Regions from separate parts of the Homo sapiens genome. Here region 2 is linked to region 1. The links are chromatin contacts, found by Hi-C in ENCODE. All regions are on one chromosome and are shown on one strand. Each heading gives the region's core, a stretch centred on a gene start or an enhancer-like site at or near the end of the contact. The rest is flanking DNA. Distances are from core to core; before and after follow the strand shown.

Region 1 (4,046 bases), core at 945-3,444:
TCTTCTGCATGTAGAAGACTGGCTTTAATTTTCTTAAAGATTTTTTGAACTATCTGTGATCCTTCCCCCTAGACTCTAGAACGGCATCAAAAGACTTTCTTCTACAGATGTTTCCTCATCTCATTCCCGCGTTAGACTCTGAACTTTTGGATCTGCTTATTCTTCCTGTGCTAGATAGTGTCTTAGAGAAGTGGGGCTTCCACATGGTGGAATAGGTACCCTAAAAATGGCCTCAGGGAGAAAATAGGTCACGAGTTAACACTATTTGTATCATAGCCAAAATGTATTAGATATACCCAAGAAGTGACTGCCCCTGCCTGATCACAAAGATAATTCCAACTGAGGGCAACATTTTTTAAAACTATGTTTCAATGTGTTCTCTTAGAGCAAGCTTGTCCAACCCCCGTCCCACAGGCCACATGTGGTCCAGGCTGGCTTTGAATGAGGCCCAACACAAATTTGTAAACTTTCTTAAAACATTATGAGATTTTTTTTTTTGCGATTTCTTTTTGTAGCTCATCAGCTATCGTTAGTGTTAGTGTAGTTTGTATGTGGCCTAAGACAATTCTTTTTCTAATGTGACCCAGAAAAGCCAAAAGATTAGACACCCTGTCTTCCCCAGAGTATCCATCCTCCTCCATTACCGTCCTTCTCCCACAACCCCCACCCCCAGAGTATCCATCCTCCTCCATTACCGTCCTTCTCCCACAACCCCCACCCCCAGAGTATCCATCCTCCTCCATTACCGTCCTTCTCCCACAACCCCCACCCCAAAAAAGGTTTAGTGACCCCCTTCTCTTACTCAGCAAGTGACAGAATCCCTCAGTCAATCACCATAGAATTAGGCCTTCGGGTCAGATAACACACCAACATTACCTTCTGTATAGAACCATAAATTCCAAGCTTAACATGAACAGAAGGAAGAATCTGTGACATTAGATCACTGTGCAACATTTGTTTCAGTGGACTAAAGCAATAGGTTGAAGGGCTTTAATAGAAAGATGTTTATTAAAAATAATAAATTTTAAAACCCTGCCCCTTCCTATATTTGCTTAAAAAAAAAAAAACTTGCTATAGGAAATAAATGGTCTGTCTGAACCCAGGAAAATAATAACGATGCCTCTCTTTCCTTGTTTTAGGGAATGCTGTCGATTTTTTGGAGACAATGGCTTGACTTTGAAGGTGTTTTTTACCAAGGCAGCACCCTTTGGTGTTCTTTGGACACTCACAAACTACCTGTACTTACATGCAATAAAGAAAATAAACACTACGGATGTCTCCGTGTTGTTCTGCTGCAACAAAGCTTTTGTGTTCTTGCTCTCATGGATCGTTCTCAGGGACAGATTCATGGGAGTGAGGGTAAGTTCCTTATTATCTGTCTTCCTCCCTCACTCAGTCATGTCAACCAAAACCTGCCCATCGGCTTGCTTAGCTCCATGTGCTGGACCATGAGCATAAGCTGCTGACCACTTTCCTTCTGATTTGCAGCAGAAAATGAGCCCAGCAGAGGGCCCGGTTCTTGGTGTGCCTTGCCAACCTTCTTGCTTGCAAACCATACTAGACAAGCATTCATTAAAGCACCTTTCATTTCAAGCATTTCAACAAGCATTCCCTAAAGTGTGTGCCAGTCGGGGACCCAGCCTGGGAATGGCGATGTGCTCCGCTCTCTGCGTGCTCACCCCGTCTCTCATGGGCGGCTTTCCCGGCTGTAGGGCGTGGCATGACCGTGCCCTGCAGCCTGGAGCTTTCTGCTAACACTGCCACTCTCGGGTGAGGATGTGCGTGAAACCCAAAGGATCCTTCGGCATCCATGCGTGCATGCAGTCTTGGCCCTTTGCCTGGGCCTTGTGTACACAGCCAGAGTTGGCCAGACACACTCATGCTAAGTCCCAACTGTGAAGGGCCAGCTTCACTTCCTTCTAACCAATGACGAAGGGGGAGTGAAATTATATCCCTTGAATTACCTCTCATTTTACAACCGAGACCCAGTCAATTACATTAGAAGCTAGTCAAAGTTAGCTCGTCGGATTTCATAACAACTGTATGAAATAGGACACGTGCACTATCAAATATCAGCTGAAATACAGAGAGATTCCCCCGAATAAAAGAAACAGGTGAAGTTTCAAAGCACAGGGCAGAACCCTAGAGACTTCTGACTGGCTCCCTCTTGTGGCCAGGAGCTGTCACTGCCCCGTCATCACCTTGCTACAAACCAGCGCCGAGAGCATTTAGCCAGGCCGCTAGTTCTCCTGTAGTTAGTGTACAGCTTTCCCCTTCAGCCACAAAGCTAAGAGCCGGTTTGAGGGGCAGTCCCATGAAAGTAAACCCTGCTGGCCACCAGTGCAGGGCCCTCTACTTCCGTCCTTCCCTCATTGTCCTGGGAACAATGACATCACCCTAATGGTGCATTCACACCCACCTAAGTTACCCAAACAGCAGTGGGGACGTGAGTCAACTTCTGAGTTATATTTTTAGCTCGCAGTAGGGGGAAAATTTGTTTTGAGGCTTAATGTTAATTTTGGAATAAAAACTCACTCTCTGTGCCACCAGAAAAGCTTTCAGCAAATAAATGATCTGATGCATCTCTGCAAGAAATGCAGATACTTCTCACAGTGAGCCACCCAGCAGGCTGCCTGACTCGATGCTGAAGATCTGAATGTCCTGGGCCCCCCTGCCACCCACCCATGTCCTTCCTGACTTTATTTTGATGTAAAGAGCCAGGAGAATTTATGGAAATTTTTGGCATGACTCAGATGTCCCTAGAAAATTCCAAATGAGACCCTGTTCCTGGGAAGAGAAGCTTCAAGGTTAATTCTGCATCTAGCAGAAGAAACCCATTTTTTTTGAGGTTAAGAGAAGGAGGTGTGAAAAACTTGAAAAATACTCCTAAATTCATAGAAAGCAACATGATGCTTCTAGATCTTTACTGCTATGCATGGATAAGACCCCTCCAACCCCCCACCCAAGAGTCATCCTCAGAATATGGCACATTCCGGCCATGGTGGCCACTTGATTGGTTTGGTCTGTTGCTGATCACTGTGTACTGAGCAAAGTTTTGTGTTGAAGGCCTTTGGTACTAGACTGACACTGAATGAAGATCCCAGGAGCCAGTGTCGGTGATGGCATTGATGGCATTTTGTAATTTGCAAAGCACTGTGCAGTTATGAGTCTCTCTAATAATCATTATTCCTCTCCGAAGTGCATGACCAGTCATCTAAGAGCTTCCTCCCACAGGTTGTGTTGGAACTCCCTCTTCTCTTCTTCAGGAGTTCAGAGAGCTAGCAAAATCCATCATGAGACACTGCCATGTGCCAAAGGGACTGAGAGATTCTCCTTGATAAACAGATGGAGATTTAGTTCCAAGATAATATCTAACTGGTGCATGGGACCGCTCAGACTTCACTCAGACCTGGGTTGGCTGGCACTGTCCATTAGGTAATTTCCAAAGACTGAAAAGAATTAACATAGTTCTCCATCCTGGAGGGCTGAGCATATGAGCTTGAGAGTCAAGCAGACATAAAAATCCATGTTGAAGGCACAGCCTTATGTTTGTGGAATTGGCTGCTAAGGAGACTTTTGTTATTAAGGCAATTATTCAAACCACAAGGGCCATGGTTCCTGGAAAACATCAATAGGTCGAAGTCATGTGCGCAGATCCAAAAGGAAGCAAACGTGTCTTATCATGCTGGGGAGATTCCTGGCCACGTATGGTATGAGAGGGTGAGAAGCCATTGGAGTGTCTGTTTGGAAGGAGCCAAGGTGGCTCCTTGTGTCGCCATCTGACTCTCTGCTTAGGTGTGCTTTCTGTACGTTCCCTGGTTCTCCAGGTCAGGGTTCTAGCTCAGCGATGGAGATGTCCTAGGCTAGAGTCAAGTGACGAGGTCACAGATCTTGGCTCCATTGTTATAAGCTGTTTGGACCTTGAGCAGACTAGTAAATGTCTCTGAGCCTCTGTTAAATGGAGAGAATATTACTACTCATCTTAGAAAACAGTTGTGAGAATAAGATGATGCATGCCTCACACATAAAACTCAACAAATGGTATC
Region 2 (3,866 bases), core at 1,001-3,500, 37 kb before region 1:
GTGTAACAACTTGCAAGGCCAAATTGGGATGATGCCTGCCTGACGCAGGGCTTGTCAAGGTGGGAGGCAGGTGTTGTAGTGGCCCAGGAGAGGCAAGCTTGATGATGCTGCTCAGAAGTTGTCCTCATCATGCTTATAGAAGGTTTAGTGTTGACCAGTGCCAATTCTATGCATGTTGTGATATGGGAAAACATGGCCTCTTCTGGGAAGAAGGGATCATCTTCTCTCCAGCAACACAACTCCAACAGCAGAATAATTTGATTGTAGGCAATAGCCTAAGTGTGCATTTCTTGGATTCTAAAGAACCCATTTCCTGTGGAATTTTATTGCTGTTAAAACTTGGATGAAGTTCAAATCATAGGCTTTCTAAAATAGTCAGAGGCCAGCTATAAATTTAAAGATGTGTGGGAAATATGAGTCAGTCGAGTCCATTCGGTTGCCCCAATCATTACTACTGAGATAGACTTTCTACGTAGGTTTATTCCTATTGTTGTCATGAGGGTCCGAGAAGGCACAAGAACTGAGCAAAAAACACACTTATTTTGAAGCATATACAGGGCACCTATAGTATGATGAGTCATTCTTCATTTTCAGATCGTTAAAAAGAAAAGTCCTTGAAATCTTGTTGCTGAACTCTTGTGGAAACTAGTAATACAGAAACTGAAAACAGAATTATTAGTAAATGTCTCACCTTCTCTGGTTCAGAGTTTTTTCGTTTTGTGAAAGAGAAATAATGCTCTTTCTGTTATCTTTGATTGAACAGGTGTTTGTGAGGTCCCTTGAGACCCATCAGGGAAAATGTAAAAGGTGCTATAAATTTTAAAATGTTATTTATTATGCATTGATGTTATTTAATAATAATACATTTGCCGAAAGCAAGAACTTCATTCATTGAGATTTGTGTCTCAGGTTTTATCATATCATGAATAGACTTTGTACACAAAGAAAAACTAAAATATTGCTAGTAAATCAATCTGGTACCATGATCCCAGTGAATAATGATAATTCCTTGACCTTCAATTAATGAGTGCAGGGATTGAGCTCCATTTAAGAAATGTGTGAAGAGAACAAGGCCAGATGCAGTGGCTCAGGTCTGTAATCCCAGAACTTTGGGAGGCGAAGGTGGGTGGATCGCTTGAGTCCAGGAGTTCAAGACCAGCCTGGACAACATGGCAAAACCCCGTCTCTACAAAAAAATACAAAAATTAGCCAGGCATGGTGGAGCATGCCTGTAGTGCCAGCTACTTGACAGGCTGAGGCAGGAGGATCATTTGAGCTCAGGATGCAGAGGCTGTAGTGAGCCAAGATCATGCCATTGCACTCCAGCCTGGGCAACAGAGCGAGACTCTGTCTCAAAAAAAGAAAGAAACAAATGTGTGAAGACAACAGGCAGAGAATGATAAAATCCATTCATATTTAAGAATCCTTACCTGGCCCTCCTAATGGAATATTCTAGAACCGTGTATACTTTCCAGGGTATGGAAAGTAGGAGTAATAGAAGGGCAGCACGTAATTATTAATAAAACTTTTCAAAGAGGACAGGAAACAAGACCTAAAGCGTTCTAGAAGTGGAGAAACTCACTTCAACCACAGACTATAAGACCAGACAAGTTAAGAAGTAGCACTTCCAGAACATCTTTGCATGTATACTTTTGGAGTAACATCTTCATCTCTGATCCTCCCCTGCATTTGAAATTGTTCTGAGATAGGGTGGACTGGGATTGTGGGGTGAGGGTAGGGTACAGACATAGACCAATCCAGCCGTCTTCAGATGAGTCATGAAGGAAGTCGAGAGATGGATGAGGACTTGGCCTCTGTGCTCTTCAAGATCCCTTCCACCCTGGAGAGTCTGTGTCCTGTGACTTCCCCAAAGAAGCTTTATTGCTCTTTCTGAAGATGCTTCTAGAACAGCATTGGGTCTTTCTTAAATCTCAGGTTTTCCCATTCTTTTTCCTTTCCATGATAGTGACCACTCCCATATAGACTTGCTTTCCAAATGGCGTGCTGCCTGGTTCCACATGTCCTCTTGGTGGGTGGCTGCCTGCCCCTGTTTGTTGTTCTCTTGCCTGGCTGCTGCTTCTCCCAGCCAGTGTGGACAGCAGGCTCGCTGCCCCTGATGTGCCATGGGGTCAGCACAGCATCAGAACTCTCAGGTGGACTTGGAAGCCCGCGCAGGACAGTCACAGCCCCTGGGGGCTTTACTAATGAGGCTACATGAACTGCCTCTCTGGTCGGCACTCCTCGGATCCCTCTCTTGCTTTTCTGTCACCTTTTCCTTGTATTCCCTAATCCATTATTGAATCATGTGTGCATTATGTCATCATCTGACACCTGCTGCATTCAGGGAATTGCCAGCATGGGCTCACTCCAGCTGTCCCTGCCTGGTTCTCTGGAGTTGGCACTCCTACCTTCAATGCATCGATTTGAATCATTATTTCCAAACCCAGACGTCTGACTGCCAGCTGTGTCTACTTATTTTTACTATCCCTTATACAGGCTGTTGCCTATAAGTCTTCAGAAGCTTGGCGATGGCTTTCTTTGACTTTCTTTATTGATGACTGCCCAGAAGGGCCCACACCGGTGTGAGTGGTACAGGGGATGCAGGGAACGCAAGCCCAGGCAACCCCCCTCCCACGAGCCTCCCTACAATTCCAGCAGTCTGTCCTGCCCCCCTATCTGGAGTAGCCAAGAACTTAGGTTTGTGCTGAGCATTTTTGAAGAGGCAGCAGGAAGGCCAGAAGCACATCCTGCTATCACAAAATAATACTCCATCTTTCAGGATCGTGAAAATTTGAGTTATAAATTACGTGATACAGATTCTAAATTATGCAAGACTTCACAAGAGGTCAGGTGAAGGCTGGATGGCCTCAGAAGGATGGCTTCAGAAGGCCTTCAGAAGGATTGCTACAATTCATCATGCACAAGGTGTTGAGGGTCTGGAGCAGGGAAGGAATCGGGGGCATCTGAATGGAGAAATGGGGACTTGATGGAGGATTCATGAAATGATTTTTAGGATACTTGAGGGCTTGGGAGGAATACACACAGTCTGGAAAGTCCCCCTGCTTAAGGGTGCCACAATCCAGCTCCCGGAGGCATCCAGATGAAGCAAAAGGTAAGACTGACCAGCACAAGTGACTGTGGACCGCATACTCATTACATGCTGCACATGGTAGCATTTGTGTACAAAATAGGCCACATGCTGGATAGTGTTTTGGTTAAAAAAAAACCATCACATGCATTGAACTCCACTTTTAAAAGGAAAAACAGATACAAAGTCAGTTATCTATGGTCTCCATAGCTTGATTCTTAAAAATTGGGGTTAGCGAAATGTTGATAGTTCTCAGGGGGAAATGTGAACGTTGGTTCTAATTAAAACTGTCTTATTGGAATTTCCAGGCAGCTGGAGAACAAATACAAAAATCTTAATTAAAAGACCGTTTTGTGAGGTCTTCAACTTCTTCTCCATTTCACCAACACGCTGCACAGTCTGTGTATTCAGCGTCACCAAAGAGATTTTTAATTCATCAGCCTGGTTTTTGTGGATTGTTCGTTGCCTTCTCAGTGCTGTAACACATAGAGACACTGGTACAGGCATTAGGAAGGATGGGAGAAGATACCAAATGGTATAAGACATGGTCTGGTATTTCCAGGGATAGGATCATCCATTTAGGAAAACAGCTACATAGAGACATGCACAACATTACAAAGAAACTCGAGAAATTTCACAGAAAACAGCACATAATCAATTGTCAAGTGGGATCCCTGGATAGTAACTTCAGGAAAGAGGAATGTCTGTGAGTGAGCACACCAAGGCCAGGGCACGAGACGCCAGGGCTCCCTGCTGACAGTAGGATAATGCACTTCTC

What was found. A loop is a pair of places that touch in the nucleus more often than their neighbours do. Pooled maps may share reads with other maps.
Region 2: a loop to region 1 is called in a map of GM12878, with 2.6 times the contacts of the local background. The contact joins the promoter of SLC35F3-AS1 here to the enhancer-like site in region 1. A Hi-C loop is called at or near these places in 2 of 168 maps with a recorded cell type or tissue (A673 and GM12878), 14 of 37 single-sample maps with no recorded cell type and 14 of 50 pooled maps.

The regions. Positions count from the first base shown.
Region 1 is chr1:234,307,962-234,312,007 of GRCh38, forward strand. SLC35F3 (solute carrier family 35 member F3) reads left to right here. Exons shown (of 8, transcript NM_173508.4): 4 at 1,140-1,359. Among named protein-coding and RNA genes, the nearest start is that of MIR4671, 3.5 kb to the left of the region's middle. Within about 2 kb of position 2,195, at least 6 of the 41 ENCODE cell types and tissues checked have a DNase peak (open chromatin) inside an H3K27ac peak, as active enhancers do.
Region 2 is chr1:234,270,772-234,274,637 of GRCh38, forward strand. SLC35F3-AS1 (SLC35F3 antisense RNA 1) reads right to left here and starts at 2,251. Exons shown (of 2, transcript NR_183711.1): 1 at 1,431-2,251; 2 at 1-660. All of the region lies in intron 3 of SLC35F3 (solute carrier family 35 member F3), which reads left to right. It overlaps LOC105373206 (a long non-coding RNA gene), which reads left to right and starts at 2,292. Exons shown (of 2, transcript XR_949283.4): 1 at 2,292-3,112; 2 at 3,397-3,866.